Regions from separate parts of the Homo sapiens genome. Here region 2 is linked to region 1. The links are chromatin loops, found by intact Hi-C in ENCODE. Cell type or tissue: B cell. All regions are shown on one strand. Region 1 overlaps PDE1A (phosphodiesterase 1A). Region 2 overlaps NCKAP1 (NCK associated protein 1).

Region 1 (8,000 bases):
TCAGGTGTTTTTTTTTTTTGGAAACAGTCTTTTCCATCTGTTTCTAGTCATTACTATTAATACTAAAAAAATGGAGGTGCAGGGGAAATGGAAGGATGATGAACAGGCAAAAGCGTCAATATAAAAATCATTCAGGATTAAGAAATTTTAAAATGTTAATTAACGTTAGCTCGACTTGACTTCATGGCACAGAAAGGCAAAGAGAACACATGCTTTGAATCACATGTTAGCCACTCACTGCTGTGTGACCTTTGGAAACTATTTAATGTCATTCATTTGTAAAATGAGAATAATTATAAGCTTTTTGTGTAAATGATTCTCAGTACAAGTAAGCCATCATTTTTATTATTATTTTAACTGTTCTCATTACTTTGCAGCCAATATCATTGGTTCAAAATCTTATGTCTTTAGAGCTCTCTGGCCTCAATGGGACCTCTGATGCTACTGAGTTTCTTAAACTTGGGATAGGTTGAGAAATGAATACCAATATACTTTCTCATTACATGGAATGTAAAGGAAGACAAAGAGGATTACCCTTCCAAAGAGATAGCAAAACTTTCCCATTATCATACTTTTCTAATTCTATAATCAGGAATAGAATTCTAGGATGGAAAATTAGAAATAGAACACTAAGATGGAAAATTAAGGTGACTCATCCTTGAATTAGAATGAGCATCGGAGATATCTTAACCCAGTTGTCTCACACTTTAGTAAACAGGTGATATATTACAAGTTTCTGAAAAATGATAGTGAATTTCCTGGGCTCCTAAAGGTGGTGAAAGTCTAACTGGAAATGTAGTGGATTATTTGTGGAAGTTTCCATAATAGTTACAAGATATAATTCAAAAACTCTTTAAAAATACTATTTTAAGGACGGGCGCAGTGACTCACGCCTGTAATCCCAGAACTTTGGGAGGCCGAGGCGGGTGAATCACCTGAGATCAGGAGTTCGAGACTAGCCTGGCCAACATGGGAAACCCTGTCTCTACTAAAAATACAAAAAACAATTAGCCGTGCGTGGTGGCATGCGCCTGTAATCCCAGCAGGAGAATCTCTTGAACTCGGGAGGCGGAGGTTGCAGTAAACGGAGATCAAGCCACTGCACTCCAGCCTGGGTGACAGAGCCAGACTCCGTCTCAAAGAAAAACAAAACAAACACACAAACAAAAAACAACACTATTTATACCAGGCACTCTGCAAGGCAACAGACTTATTTAGTGGAAGGCAAGGGAAATATTGTTGCTATTTCACAGGGCTTATTCCAGTGGTGAGGAGAAATGAAAAATAAGATACAATATATGATTACAAACAGGGATAAGTGCTAGGAGGTAAACCACTGGCTGGGGGCAGCAATAGTGAGGAACAGCATAGAGTGATCCGGGAAGACCTCTGGAACGGTAAAAGGGCCAGCCCGCCATGTTGAAGGGTGGGGAGAACCACTTCTGACAGAGAAAATAACAGGATGAATGGCTCCAAGGCAGGAAAGAGCTTAGAAATGTTCTTGAAATTGAAATCAGGCTGGTATAGGTGTTCAGTCAAGGATGAAGGTTGCAGTAGATGAGGCTAGAAAGCAGAAAGGGACCTAACCAGGCTCAAGTGAATTGGGAAACCTTCTGGTGGTTTGAAGCTTAAGAATGACAGGAACTAGGCTGGGCACGGTGGCTCACGCCTGTAATCCCAGCACTTCGGGAGGCCTAGGTGGGTGGATCACGAGGTCAGGAGATCAAGACCATTCTGGCTAACACGCTGAAACCCCGTCTCTACTAAAAATGCAAAAAAATTAGCCAGGCAGGGTTGCGGGTGCCTGTAGTCCCAGCTACTCGGGAGGCTGAGGCAGGAGAATCACTTGAACCCGGGAGGCGGAGCTTGCAGGGAGCCGAGATCGCGCCACTGCACCCCAACCTGGGTGACAGAGCCAGACTACGTCAAAAAAAAAAAAAAAAGAAAAAGAAAAAGAAAAGAATGACAGGAACTAATTTATATCCTAAAAACATCACTGTGGAATGGCTTGGTTGGGGTGGTCAAGTTAGGAGGAGAGGAGCCCAGTTAGAAAGTTACTGTCGTATTTCTGAAGGCAGATAGTGGAGGCTTAGATTGTGGTTGCAGGAGTGGAGATGAGGAAGTGAGTGGATTCAGAATGCATTTGGGTAAGTAATTGCCAGGGCTTGCCAGGGAATTGAATCTTGGGAGGAAGCGTTTAAAGGAAGAAGCAACAAGACTTCAAGTAGACTTTCAGCTGTCAGGATTGAAGATGATTACTTTTGAAAATTTCCAATAAACTTGTCCCACTATTTTTATGCACCTACTAGTGGGGATTCAACAGTGATTTAAAAAAGACTTTATTTCTATATGTTCTTAGCACATTGATTTCTTAAAGACTGCTTACTAATTTAGTTACCTGAAGAACAATTTTATACTTTTATAGGCTACTAAATGTGTTTTATGTAACATATGAAAAAATTGAAATTTAGCATATTCAGATATTTTATATATTATAACCTTCTCTTGAATGGAAATGGAAAATCAGTTGATCTTCCTCCACAGTTTACATTTTTTCCCAGTTTGCCAAGTTCTGTAATATTTTTTTAAACAAAGAAGACAAAATATACATTTCTTTAGCAAATCAAACATACTCTCATGTTTCATCTGTGATTCTCTCACAGATTTTCTGATGTACTATTTAGATATTTTTAATTTGATGCTAGAGAAAAGTCATCTTCTTTAAATTGCACAGTGTATTTAACCATCTTTAAGCTTTATATTTGTTGCCATGCATTCTCATTTACACTTTTAGAAATTCAAATGTGTTTTCCACTGTCCCTTTAGCAGAAAAAAATTCAAGTTTGTAATATTGATTAACGGTAATGCCTAGAGATATCAGAAGATGAGAAATAATGCAGTTTCTCTAAAATTTAATTTTAGGCATATTGGCAAAATTTTTCTCTGTTTCTCAACTTTATTAGTTTCTAAAATATTCAAATAATCATTCCACATATAATTTCATGTAATTATTTTTTAATCTAAGGGATTTCTGATAACTACTTTTCAATTCTGTCAAACATAAAATGTCTATTTTGGCGAGTCTTTTGTAGTTTTAGTTCTAGGAAATATCTTGTTTCCTAGATGGAAAAAATAAGCTGTATTCTTAAGGGCTGAAAGAATGTAAAATTGGGTCATATTAGCATGTGTTTCACATTGAAAACTCTGATGATATAACTAGGCGTTTCTAGGGGCCATCAAATATCCCTTGCTTCAGTGACAGAAATGTTGAAAAAAAAAAATAACCTATCAAAAGTGAGCATGAGAGAGATTTCCTCCATTATGGAAAGAAGGGAAGCAAATGGTCTTCTGTCTTTAGGGCAGAGGAAGGCCTAAGTGATCTTGACATGTAGATTGCTACCCAGTGTAGAATGTATTTCATGAAATGTTACATTTTATTCAGGTAAAATTAGTTGTGTAACATATACATGTGTCAGAATTGTTTTTAAACAGTTGTTCACAAAGGTTCATTTGAGGAGAAAGGTCATTCAAAAATCTTTGCTTTCAGTCTTCATGTCAACTTAAAATAAATAAAAAGAATGCATCCGGGACCAGGTGTTTTTGTTATAGGTAAGTTCATCATAAAGTCCCAAATTTGTTCATTCTAGTTATCATTATGATCACAGTTTTCGTCAATAAGTGAAATATAGACTGCTCATACCCTTGAAAAAATGAATGTATCTGCTGCCTTTCAAATGTTACTGTCTTGAGATACCAACAATTTCACTTACCTTTCCACAAAAATTCCAGCTTGAACAGCATGCACAATGCTCCGAAATTTTGGTTTTTCCTCAGGTTTCTTTTTTGTCATCCCCATTTTCCGTGTAAAGGTAGAAGCCAACCAGTCCCGGACTTCAGATGGGACTGAGTCAGTCTGAATGTCACTGAGCTCATCTTCAGTATCCAGAAGTCTTCTACAAAAATTTATACAGATTAAACTTTTTTATAAAAAAGTGAAGAAAAACATATAACAGAAAAACAAGGATTGCAATGGGATTTAAAATATAGCCAATCACTCTCTGATTATTCCTTAATATGTACTCTCTAAAGAAAGAAAAAAAATTCATTAACATTTGGAAAGCTCTTAATTTCTCAAATTGATCATATGAAGACAACAACGAATAGACTTGAGCATTTGCAGCTTCCCAAACATTTCAGCACAATGATACACCAGTCTAGAGGTACCGACTGTTAATATCTTTAGTGTGCTATTCTAATAATGAATAAAACTAAGGAAAGATAGGGAAGTGAATTCATAAACAGATGTCTGCTATTAAAGGAAGTAACTGGAGTGGGAAGAAAAAAGGGGGATTGAATCTATAATAGTTGTCATATACTTAATAATCTTGTGTGTATCTTAAGTATAGTACATGCTATTTGAATTAGGCTTTGCAATTTATAAAAGTCATTCACAGATGCTACTTCATTGGATAAGTACCTCTAAATTTTAGGAAAATAACCACTTAAGTGCTCCCAACGATATCCATTCTATCAATGTCACAGATTTTAAAAGTGAAAAAAAAAATGAAAACACATGATATCAAATAGATTATGTTTAAAGCGCATTTCAGGTGACCACGGGGTGGAGCTCTCATGGGTTTAGAGCTGCTGGCTGAGGAAATCAACCCAGTGAGTGAGGTAGTGAATAGGAACTGAAACAATGACCACGCTCTGTATAAGCTCCAGGTAGATAAAATTGACTGGACTGCTGAGTAATAACAGCTGCCATTAAAGAGGAAACTAAGGAAACATCGTTATTTTAAGGCCAGTCAGCTTCGGCAGTCAAGAACTTCCTAGAGGTCTGAACTGGCAACATCCCAGAGGCTCCCCACCAAATACAGAAACAGCTTACAGAACAGTTGAACTTTGCCTCTAGGAAGAACACAGGCCAGCTCTGCCTGCCATTTGACTTGGTTCTTTCCTTATCTGTGCACCAATCTAAAAACTCTGGCACATGTTAGCTTCAACCTTTGGGTTTCATCTGCTTTTGAAAATCTCTTTGCCCAGACCTAGGCCTAACGATTATGAGCTAATGTTGGAAGGTGGCCAGAGATGGTTGTACATGCTAATGCCTCAGAAACAAGGCAGGGGCCATCTCAAAAAGCAGGGACAAAACAAAGGACAAAAAACAGGAGGTCTCCACAAAGAACTCAATCTGACTAAAGAGAGGCTCAAAAGGTAATATGCAGGAGAGGAACTCTTCATGTTCCTTTAAATGACCTCTCACATATGCTGCTGTTTCCTATAAACCTGCAGAAAAGTCATTTGCCAATATTTATTTTCCATGGTATTAAATAAGCATGAATGTATTTATGAAATACCTTATAAAAAATAAACATAAGTTCTGGAGTCACAAAGATACGTGTATACATATAACGATAAAAAATATTTAGAGTTGAATGTTAATACTGATTAATACTTACTCTATATGATTTTTAACTTTCTTTCTGATCTGACATTTGGATGGTTTTGATTTACCCCTAAAACACTGAACTAGAAAATTAAAGCAAAATAGTTTGTTTATCTTTTTGCCCATTTGAAATTAGATTCCCTAGCCCATTTCAGCAAGTCACTAAACTTCATGGCTTGAAAATATCACTACTTTAAAGATAATGCCATTTCTACTATCTCTTATGCAGTGATCAGATACAGTGTAGGTAGAACAAGTGGAATAGGAATCATTGTGGTGTAATCTTGTGATGTCACCATGCTCCAAGCATTCCACTGCAGCCTAGTTTTGTCAGCTAATCTCCTTAGAATGACAGAAACCTGGCTGATGGTGCCAATTCCTCCACAGTAAATTTCATGTTGATGGCTTTAAGGCTATATGTCCTATACTCATAAATGATCCAAGAGAGCTCACCAAACATGACAAAACCAGCATATGGAAGGGATATTCCACATAGTAGAGTGGTACTTAGGAGGCTGGAAATCCTTAGTCGTGATGCATGAGGTCATCTACTGAGAAGAAAGTGCATATAATTTTAGGGAGAAATAATGATACGGATTAATTAGGGACACACAAATAAAGGACGACAGTGTGTTAAGGGAAGAGCATGGAATATGCTATTGTGTAACTTGAAAAGGGAATCTTGAAAAGGCAACAACTACCTCCGTGAGGTTTAATTTTATGTGTCACCATAGGTAGGTTATGGTGGCCAGTCGTTTGGTCAAACACCAATTTAAATGTCGCTGTGAAAGTATTTTTTAGATGTGATTAACATTTAAATCAGTAGACTTTGAATAAAGCAGATTACCCTCTAAATTATGGGTAAGCCTCATCTAATCAGTTGAAAACCTTAAGAAAGAAGATTAAGGTCCCCCAAAGAGAAAGGAATTCAGCTTCCAGAACGCCTTTGAAATCAAGACTGCAACAATGACTCCTGCCAGGGTTTCCAGCCTGCCAGTTTGCTTTGCAAATTTCAGACTTGCCAGCACCAATAATCACATGAGCCCATTCCTTAAAATACGTATCTCGCTCTCTCTCTCCTCTCTCCTCTCCTCCCTCTCTCTCTCTCTCCCTCTCTCTCTCTCTCTCTCTCTCTCTCGTGTGTGTATGTGTGTGTGTGTGTTGTGTAGCTGTTGGTTTGGATAAGAAATCATCTTTCCATCATTTATGAATGCTGCGTGATAACTACCAGTGTAGGTTATAAATAAAATAGAATATAAAGACTCAGTTCTCTATTAATATTCATTTAATAGAACATACCAGTCCTATTTCTCATGTAAAAATCCTATTTGCAATGAAATAAAATGCCTTTTTAGCAATTATAAATCTAAACACCATACTGTTTAAACATTACAGAATTATTGTCAAACTAAATGAAGTGATTAAAAATTGAAAAAATGAGAATGATCCCTTATCAGGTAGAACTTATATTTTAAAAGAAAGACTAAAAATAAAATAAGAATTATGATATAAGGTTAATTATGAGAGGAAACACTATGTTAGATAAGATGATCAGATAGTTAAGACCCGAACAATGAGGAAGTATTAGTTATAGGAAAGTCTGGGGGAAGTCTGTTCTATCTATTCCAGATAGAAAGAAGGGCAAGTACAAAGGCCCGAGGCATGATCAGTATTGGCATGTTTGAGGAACAGGAAGGAGGCCAAATGTGGCTGGAGTATACTGACTGAGAGAGAGAGTGACCCAAGTTGGGAGGCAAACATAGGTATAAGTAAGCTAATATCAGGCCTTGGAAGGATTCTGTCATATTTGCAATGGCAGGTCATTGAATTATTTTAAGCAGGATGTGATATGATTTATGTATCTAAAAGACCAATGTGCATGCTGTGAGAGGAATAGACAAAGTTGTAAGAATGGTGTTTTGAGTTTAGTTAGTTTAGTTAACTGAGCACAATTGCAAAAATGGTCTTTTATTTTGGAAGTTCACTACTTTTCAAAGACCGTAATTGGTATTGAGTTGGGTATCATTTTGTCCTATAAACATATGGCTCAAAGTCTTAATGGTATATTATTTTATTGACTTATTATTATTATTTTTGAGATGGAGTTTCGCTCTTGATGCCCAGGCTGGAGTGCAATGGTGCGATCTCGGCTCACCACAACCTCTGCCTCCCGGGTTCAAGCGATTCTCCTGCCTCAGCCTCCTGAGTAGCTGGGATTACAGGCACGTGCCACCACGCCTGGCTAATTTTGTATTTTTAGTAGAGACGGGGTTTCTCCATGTTGGTCAGGCTGGTCTCGAACTCCCGACCTCAGGTGATCCGCCCGCCTTGGCCTCCCAAAGTGCTGGGATTACAGGAGTGAGCCACAACGCCCGGCCTTAATGGTATATTATTAATGTTTTCTCAGACTATACATTTTTTTCTGTTCCATTTGTTTGGTTCTCTTCTTCAGGGAAATGGATTATGCCTATCAGAGATCTCTTTTATCTAGTTTCCATATCTATCATTTTTCCACTAAACTTTTTTTGAAAAATTAATGTCTTGATCTTAT
Region 2 (8,000 bases), 740 kb after region 1:
CGAGCCTGAGGTTACAGTGAGCTATAACCATACCACTGCACTCTAGCCTGGGTGACAGGGCAAGACCCTGCCTCTAAAACATAAATAAATAAGTAAATATTTTTTTAAAAAGACAAAAATAAATAGCAAAACAGTACATAGTACTATCTAATTTACTTGTTTGAACATCTAAAAAAATATAGGCCAGTTATTAAAAGTGAGTATTTCTGGAGAATGAAACTGGGAAAGGGGCAAACTGAATGTTTTGACTTCACAATGAGTCAAATGACTATATTATCATTTAAAAATATATGGATTTTTAAAACATGCACATTATTGAGAACACTGGGCCATTTTCCCATAATTACTTAAAATATTTACAGGGCAACTAATTTTTATCATTAAGGTTACAGTATACACCAAGGTGTTAGGCTTGCATTCTTAATGCCTTTAGGAACTATTTATATGAGACATATATTAAATGAACACTCTAAGTCTAATAATATTTATTTGTTTTTCAGAAAATGGAAGTTTTTTGTACAGATCGTGGTGGTAAACTATGGCCTGTGGGCTACCTGCTTGTTTTTATAAATAGTTTTACTGGAATACAGCCATGCCCATTAAGTTATGTATTGTCTATAGGTGCTCTCACACTGCAATGGCAGAGTGCAATCATGATGACGGAGACTATATGGCTGCAAGCCTAAAATTTTTTAGCAGCTGTTTCTTTATTAGAAAAAGTTTGCTGATGCCCACAGTAGATTTTAAATATTTTCTCAGAAAAGATTTTGTGCTTTCACTTTAGAATTAAATATTTGAATCAGGATAATCAAGAGAGAGATTGGGATTTAAATTTTTAGATATTTTAAAATTATAATAATCTATTCAAAAACTCATATTGGCTTAAGTTATTAATATATTTATCCAACTTTAATAATTAGTACAAAATGTTTCTTTTATGGTTAATTATACAAAAGAAATATTTTCAATAGGTATATAACAATGAATATTTTATAGTTGTTATAAAATTTTTCATGTTAACTAAAATAACAAAACAGAATGACAATAAAAGGTTATTCTTACCTGTAACCTAAACCAATCTAATCTCATTCCTCTGAAATCAAATACTTCCCCATCTTCAACTGTAGTAATAGAAAAAAAAAAAAGATTACAAAGCAAATTAATGTTTTCACAATCTATAAGCACATTTTAAATTTTAAGAGCTAAGACAATTCTACTTCTGAGTATACCTAAAACAATTAAAGCCAAGGTCTTAAAGAGATATATGTACACCCATGTTCACAGAAGAATTATTCAAACAGTCAAAGGTAGAAGCAACTTAAATTTCCATTGATAGATGAATGAATAAACAAAATGTAGTATCTAAATACAATGGAGGCCGGGAGCAGTGTCTCATGCCTATAATCCCAGCACTTTGGGAGGCCGAGGCAGGTGGGTCACCTAAGGGTCAGGAGTTTGAGACTAGCCTGGCCAACGTAGTGAAACCCCATCTCTACTAAAAATACAAAAATTAGCTGGGTGTGGTGGTGCGTGCCTGTAGTCCCAGCTACTCGGGAGACTAAGGTGGGACAATTGCTTGAACCTGGGAGGCAGAGGTTACAGTAAGCCGAGATTGTACCACAGCACTCCAGCCTGGGCAACAGAGCGGGACTGGGTCTCAAAAATAAAATAAATAAATATCATGCACTATTATTCTGCTAAAAAAGAAAGGAAATTCTGACACATGCTACTATGGCTGAACTTGAGGACATTAAGCCTAGTGAAATTAGCCAGTCACAGCAAGACAAATACTCTGTGATTCCACTTATATGAGGTATCTAGAGCAGTCATGCTCACAGAAACAGAAAGTTGAATGGAGGTTGCCAGGGGCTAGCAGGAAAGGGAAATGGCACACTGTTGTTCAATAATCATTAAAAGAATTTGTTTTGCAAGATGAAAATGTTTTGGAGATTGGTTGTACAACAATATGAATATACTTAACACTACTGAACTATACACTCAAAAATGGTTAAGATGGTCAATTTTATGTGTATTTTACAATTAAAAAATAAAAACATTTTAAAATTAAAGAGTGAAGACAGTGAAACAATTCTCAAATCCTGTAAAGATGATGATAAAGGAGACAGTTGTGCTAAGGGAAGTAAAGGCTTTTCTCCTAAGCTCTCTGATTCTTAGTGTGCTTACATGTCAATTTACAGGAGTTTGAATAGAATTTGAGAGATCCTACGAATAGAAACTTTGGACAGCATGCTGAAGTTCCACAAAATAACTCTATATAAACCAAATATCACCAGAAAAAATTACTTTAGTTTCATTACTTAGATGTGGTAGCAATAAAGATTGAACTAAGAAAAATGTTTATACATTTATTACTCAGAAGTTTTCAAGGTTTCTGATATCCTTTATTAAAAGACTATAAAACTAAAACACACTATCGATCCACTAGAATGGAGTGTCAAATAATGGCAAGGTGATTATATGACATCAATTTTTGAGATTGACAGATTTGAGCTCAAATTCCTACTTTTGCTTAACAGCTATTAGAGCTTGGCAAATTATGTTCAGTAACTGCGAGGTTAACCCTCAAACCCAGAGTTTCCAAATCTGTCAAAAGTAATAACAGTGTTGAAAAAAGAATGTGGAGTAAATGGGATAATATATATGTAAAGTGCCTGGCACAGACTAAACATTTTATAAATGGCATTAAATATTGTTATTGGTATGCTTGGACCAAATATATGATTTGCTACAAAATGCAAATGTTTTATTGTTTTTGTTACAAAATGCTTTTTTTCCTGCTTAATAATTAGAAATATAAAACTGTAATTATTATTTTTGTAAATAGCATCACAAACCCATTTTGGAAATCTTTGCTTCAGAGAACAAAATTAAGATAAAAGATAATAGATCATTAGCCAAATTAATTGGTAAATTATCTCCTTAATAATCAAGTTTGAAAATCTAATTAGAAGAAAATATGCTTTTATTTAAAAGGCTTATTACCTTGTTTTACACTTAGGGAAGTCATAGTGTTAACAAAAGAGGACATGATGATTGATTCATCTTCAGGGCAAACAGAAAGATTCTGAAAAACAAACAAAAAGTAACGTTAAAAACATCTATAGTTGGGAAACAACTCAGGTCTATCAATTAGTGGACGGATAAACAAACTGGTATACCCATACTATGGAATATTTTTCAGTAATAAAAAAGAAATGAAATTTTAACACACACCATAACACGAATCTCAAAACCATTACATTAAGTGAAAGAAATAAAAAATAAATGATTTTGTGTTAAAAAGTAATTTTTTCATACACTATATAGGAAAATTTATATGAAAAAGTATTTTTAAGGCGAAAGTATAATGACAAACACCAGTTGCTGTCAGGGGCTTATGCAAGAATGATGAAGGTGTACCATAAGGGTGTATAAGTAAACTTTTAAAGGTGTTGGAAAAGTTCTGTCTTGAATATGGTGATGGTAATAGTTGCACAAATGCATACAGCTACCAAAATTTACAACATGCACTAAAAATGAATGATTTTTGTTGTCTGTATGTTAGGCCTCAACAAAATTAAGACCTAAAAATCCTTTTCAATCTAGCTTAAAAAATGAATATTTGATAAACTGTATTTAAAGTGGATGCTAAAAAATAAATTCCTTTTAAAAAGTGGATGCTTAGCTTACAAACAGTATAAATAAAACACATTTTTAAAACTTTATGATGCGAGTGAACTGTACACTTAAAAATCATGAAAATGGTAAATTTTGTTACATATATTTTACCACAATAAAATATTAACACCTATTGCAATCAACTATGCTAACAGGTTTACAACCTTAGTTCTAAATTTATATGCTAGCAAATGGTGAAAAACATTGTGAATATACTTTGCAACAGAAGAGGGTGGTAAAATGCTCAGGCTTTGGAGTCAAAACTTGAGTTTGACTACTGGCTTTATTACTTATGAGCTGTATTGGTGATAAGGAGCAAATTACATAAGGCATTTCTTCTTCAACAAATAATGATAACTATATCCACTCTCACAGAGGTTTTCTACAGATTTGGTAAGATACACTATCAATAAATCTGGCAATTACTAATATCAGTATGATTGCTGCTGATACTATACTATTACTATAATTCCAGAAGAAATGCTAAGAATTAATCTTCTCAGTATTAGTAAACTCCACTTTATATAAAAATAGATTAAGTAATTCAGGAATTCTGGTTTACTTTTTAAACTGTATGCTAGTATGAATAAATAATAAACAGTAACAAAAGCTTCTGGCTTATCTGTTAAGTAATAACTATTCAAATAAAATTATAGTAAGGCAATAATACCCCAGGTTTTCTGTTCCCTTTTTAAATGACCATAGAAAAGAAGTATCTGAGCTCCATCTAGTGGATAAAAGAAGAAATAAACTATAGAGTTTAGAATACTAGCTTGTAACAGCATGTAACTCAAGGTAAAAAAAATTACATGAACAATTTTTTTCCTTATTATATTTTTAGGTTGATTTGAAAAAAATGAGATCTTCAAAGTATGGTTATTTCTCTGGAAAACTAGCAGCTTTAGAGAAGTCTTTATATAAAGAGGATTCTTAACTGTTTTCTTTATACTATGTATTAGCTTACAGTCATTTGAAACATGTAATTCTATAAAGTGAAGCAAAATAAAATATTATTTCCTTAGAGTCAGTTTATTTGGAATAAAAAGTTTTTTAAATTTAAATAAAGATGAAAAATATTGAATAAATAAATTATGGAAAGCAAAAAAAGGCTAAAAACCAATTAAGGAAAAAAAATTGGACATTTAAATGGGAATGTCTATATGAAATCTTTATTTACTGGCCATCCTCTAACAATCTTCTTCAAAAAGATTTTTATTCTACTTTCCCTCTAATACTTAATTACCAATTATATTGTCTCTATCATCTCTTCTGAATCTCCATAGCTACTGCCCATGTTCAGACTCTCATCACCTCTCATCTAGCCTACTGCAGTCATTTTTCTTCTGGTCTCTCTGCCTCCTCATTTGGTTCCCAGCAATCTACCATCCACACTGAACCAGGGTGATCTTTTTAAGTAGTACACCTGATTTATGATTAACCTCCTCTTTCCCAAGGCCCTCTGTAATTTGGTTAGCGTACACCTCCATCTTCAGGATAAATAATTGTGTCTTTCCTTGTGTTCATTCTGAGCTTTATATATACTTAATGCATAACACCTATCACATTGGACTACAACTAACTGTTTCTTCCCTTCTAGGTAATGATCTCCAAAATATAAACATGATTTATCACTTGGCACATGATATTTCATAAATGCTTGTTGAACAAACAAATAAAATACTATCAAAGGTGGGAAGGAAGGAACAAAAGGGAAATAGTATGAGATAGTTTTTACCTGCACGAGTTCATTGAGGACAACAGCATCAAAGCCAGAAAGGTACTGCACGTAATACCTCTGCATTACAGGTCCGTATTTCCTCACATGTGCTCTAAGTTCTTCCATGTAAAATATTAATTCAGCAATGTGCCTTTTTTAAAATTTCAAGAAAAATATTCAAATAATAAATTCATCATTATTAAAGAATATATTCGATGCCCTTAATCTTATTTCTAAAAGTATTTTTCTTATAAAGGGCATTGTTTAATACTTAATGTCAATTACTTCCTTTTTAAATCATTTCATGAATAAAGAAATCATGGAAAGCAAGAAAAAAAGAAGAAAGAAAAAAAGTTAAAGCTAAAAATCGACAGCAGAAAATCCAAACTGAAAATAAGCAGGGCCGGGCACAGTGGCTCACGACTGTAATTACAGCACTTTGGGAGGCCAAAGCGGGCTGATCACATGAGGTCAGGGGTTCAAAACCAGCCTGGCCAACATGGTAAAATCCCATCTCTACTAAAAATACAAAAGTTAGCTGGGCATGGTGGTGGGTGTCTGTAATCCCAGCTACTTGGGAGGCTGAGACAGGAGAATCACTTGAACCCAGGAGGTTGAGGTTGCAGTAAGGCAAGATGGCATCACTGCACTCCAGCCTGGGTGACAGAGTAAAACTCCGTCTCAAAAAAAAAAAAAAAAAAAAAATTTAAATTAAAAAAATAAACAGGACATGTTATAAATACATCATCAAAAAATCTCAAATAAAAGAAGATTAGCAAGAAATAAAATTTTTCTGTATGCTCTTATTTCTCTGCTCCATTTTTCTAACTCTTATTGAGAGACTGAACTAAAATAAGACACATTTTAATGACACACTGAGTTGCAACTCTAAAAACAGGATTTTTATTTAAATGTTTTGTGTAGTAAATAGTTTTAAAAAATGAATTCCATAAGAAATATTACTGAGCATAGCAAGAAAACAAAAACTTTATCACCACAAAGCATACTACGAGAAAATAAAAGCCCTAATTTAAAACTAAATTTGACTTTGCAGTCTAATTAATATCATCTAATGATATATTACAAATATTCCAAGCTCTTCAAAATAATTTTGCTTCAAATATAAGTCTCCAGATTCCCCAGCCCACAAATCAGAATATAGATGGTGCACAACTTACAGTGATTTGGATGTACTATCTTTCTAATTTACAATGGTGCAGAAGAGATACACATTTAGTACAAATTGTACTTTGAATTTTGACTTTTTTTCCAGGCTAGCAATAGGCAGTATGATACTCTCTCATGATGCTGCCGTAGTTCCCAGTCAACTATGTGATCAGAAAGATAAACAACCTATACTCTTCAGTGTACTATGTTGCCAGATAATTTTGCCCAACTGTAGGCTAATAAAAGAGTTCTGAGCACATTGAAGGTAGGCTAGGCTAAGCTCTAATGTTCAGTAATAATAGGTGTACTAAATGAATTTCAACTTAACAATATTTTCAACTTACAATAGGTCTATCAGGACATAACCCCATTGTAAATCAAGAAGCATCTATATACAGAAAATATTTTTTTAAATGTTGCTAACTTACTTATCTATAAAGTCGTCTGCACTCTTCTTTGGCATGTTATCTGCATGACGAAGTAGCCAGATGATTTCATCACGGGCAAAGGATAATGCCATAAAAACAAAAAGTGCCTGTTTAAAAAAAAGTAAGTGTTTATTCTTATTCAAAGATTAAAAACAAAACTGGTAATCTCTTTCTATGTGAAAAGTCATTGGCAAGAAGTGATAATATCAATTCAAAAGAGTGAAGAGACTAACAGAAGAGGACACAAGAGAACCTGTAAGTATGTATGAGAGAGAGCATGCATATAAGGGAGAAGAATGCAGGGAGGTACGATGTATGAATGTCAAGTCAGCAAATTCATTCTCCACTAAATATAAAAATCCTTTTATGTAGTCCCTGACTCAAATTTCAGTAAAATTTCACTTAGAAACGTTTTTTAAAATTTTAATATGGCACAATTATTGAAATAATAATTAAATGAATTACCTTGGGACCTAGCAATCCAGGTTGATCAGAGAGGACAGTAGCCAATTCCTTCAGTGCAGATCTTAAAAACTTGCGTCTTTCTCTGTGCATTGAACCACTATGGGGAAAGACACCATAATAGTTTATCTGCTTCTACTAAAATTATTATTGGCAATTAAAGTAACTAGCATTATAGGTGCAACTTCCAAAGTCTTTTTTTAGGAAGCCAAAGTTCCTATAAAAATCATCTTCTATGTGTCTATCGTTAAGTGAGTTTCTAATCTTACATTTATCCTGCCTTTCTTATGTTGCTTTTTAAACTATGTTTCTTTTGTTATTCTCCATCTATCAAAATCCTACCCAACCTTCAAGACCAGTCCTTCAAGAAGCATTTCCCAACATCTAGCTATTTATTTATGAATAATTTATCCAATTTTAGTACCATGTAGCTTTAAGCACTTTATAGACTATGAAGTTCTTGATGGTGACCAGGCACAGTGGCCCATGCCTGTAATCCCAGCACTTTGGGAGACCAACTTGGGCAGACTGCGTGAGCTCAGGAGTTC

The links. A loop is a pair of places that touch in the nucleus more often than their neighbours do. Peaks named below come from ENCODE experiments on the same cell type or tissue, not always from the same donor. Only the 100,000 strongest peaks of a DNase experiment are listed, where the experiment ranks them.
Region 2: a loop joins it to region 1, with 31 times the contacts of the local background. A loop is called at or near these places in 7 of 110 quality-filtered maps.

What each region holds. Positions count from the first base shown.
Region 1 is chr2:182,236,340-182,244,339 of GRCh38, forward strand. PDE1A (phosphodiesterase 1A) reads right to left here. Exons shown (of 15, transcript NM_001363871.4): 3 at 3,771-3,953. Among named protein-coding and RNA genes, the nearest start is that of PDE1A, 190 kb to the right of the region's middle. In B cell, no CTCF peak of the experiment used is centred here; a DNase peak (open chromatin) is centred at 4,662.
Region 2 is chr2:182,975,831-182,983,830 of GRCh38, forward strand. It overlaps NCKAP1 (NCK associated protein 1), which reads right to left. Exons shown (of 31, transcript NM_013436.5): 11 at 7,456-7,552; 12 at 6,991-7,097; 13 at 5,414-5,546; 14 at 3,004-3,085; 15 at 1,063-1,121. Among named protein-coding and RNA genes, the nearest start is that of NCKAP1, 59 kb to the right of the region's middle. In B cell, CTCF peaks have their summits at 4,427 (motif pointing left) and 4,632; a DNase peak (open chromatin) is centred at 4,391.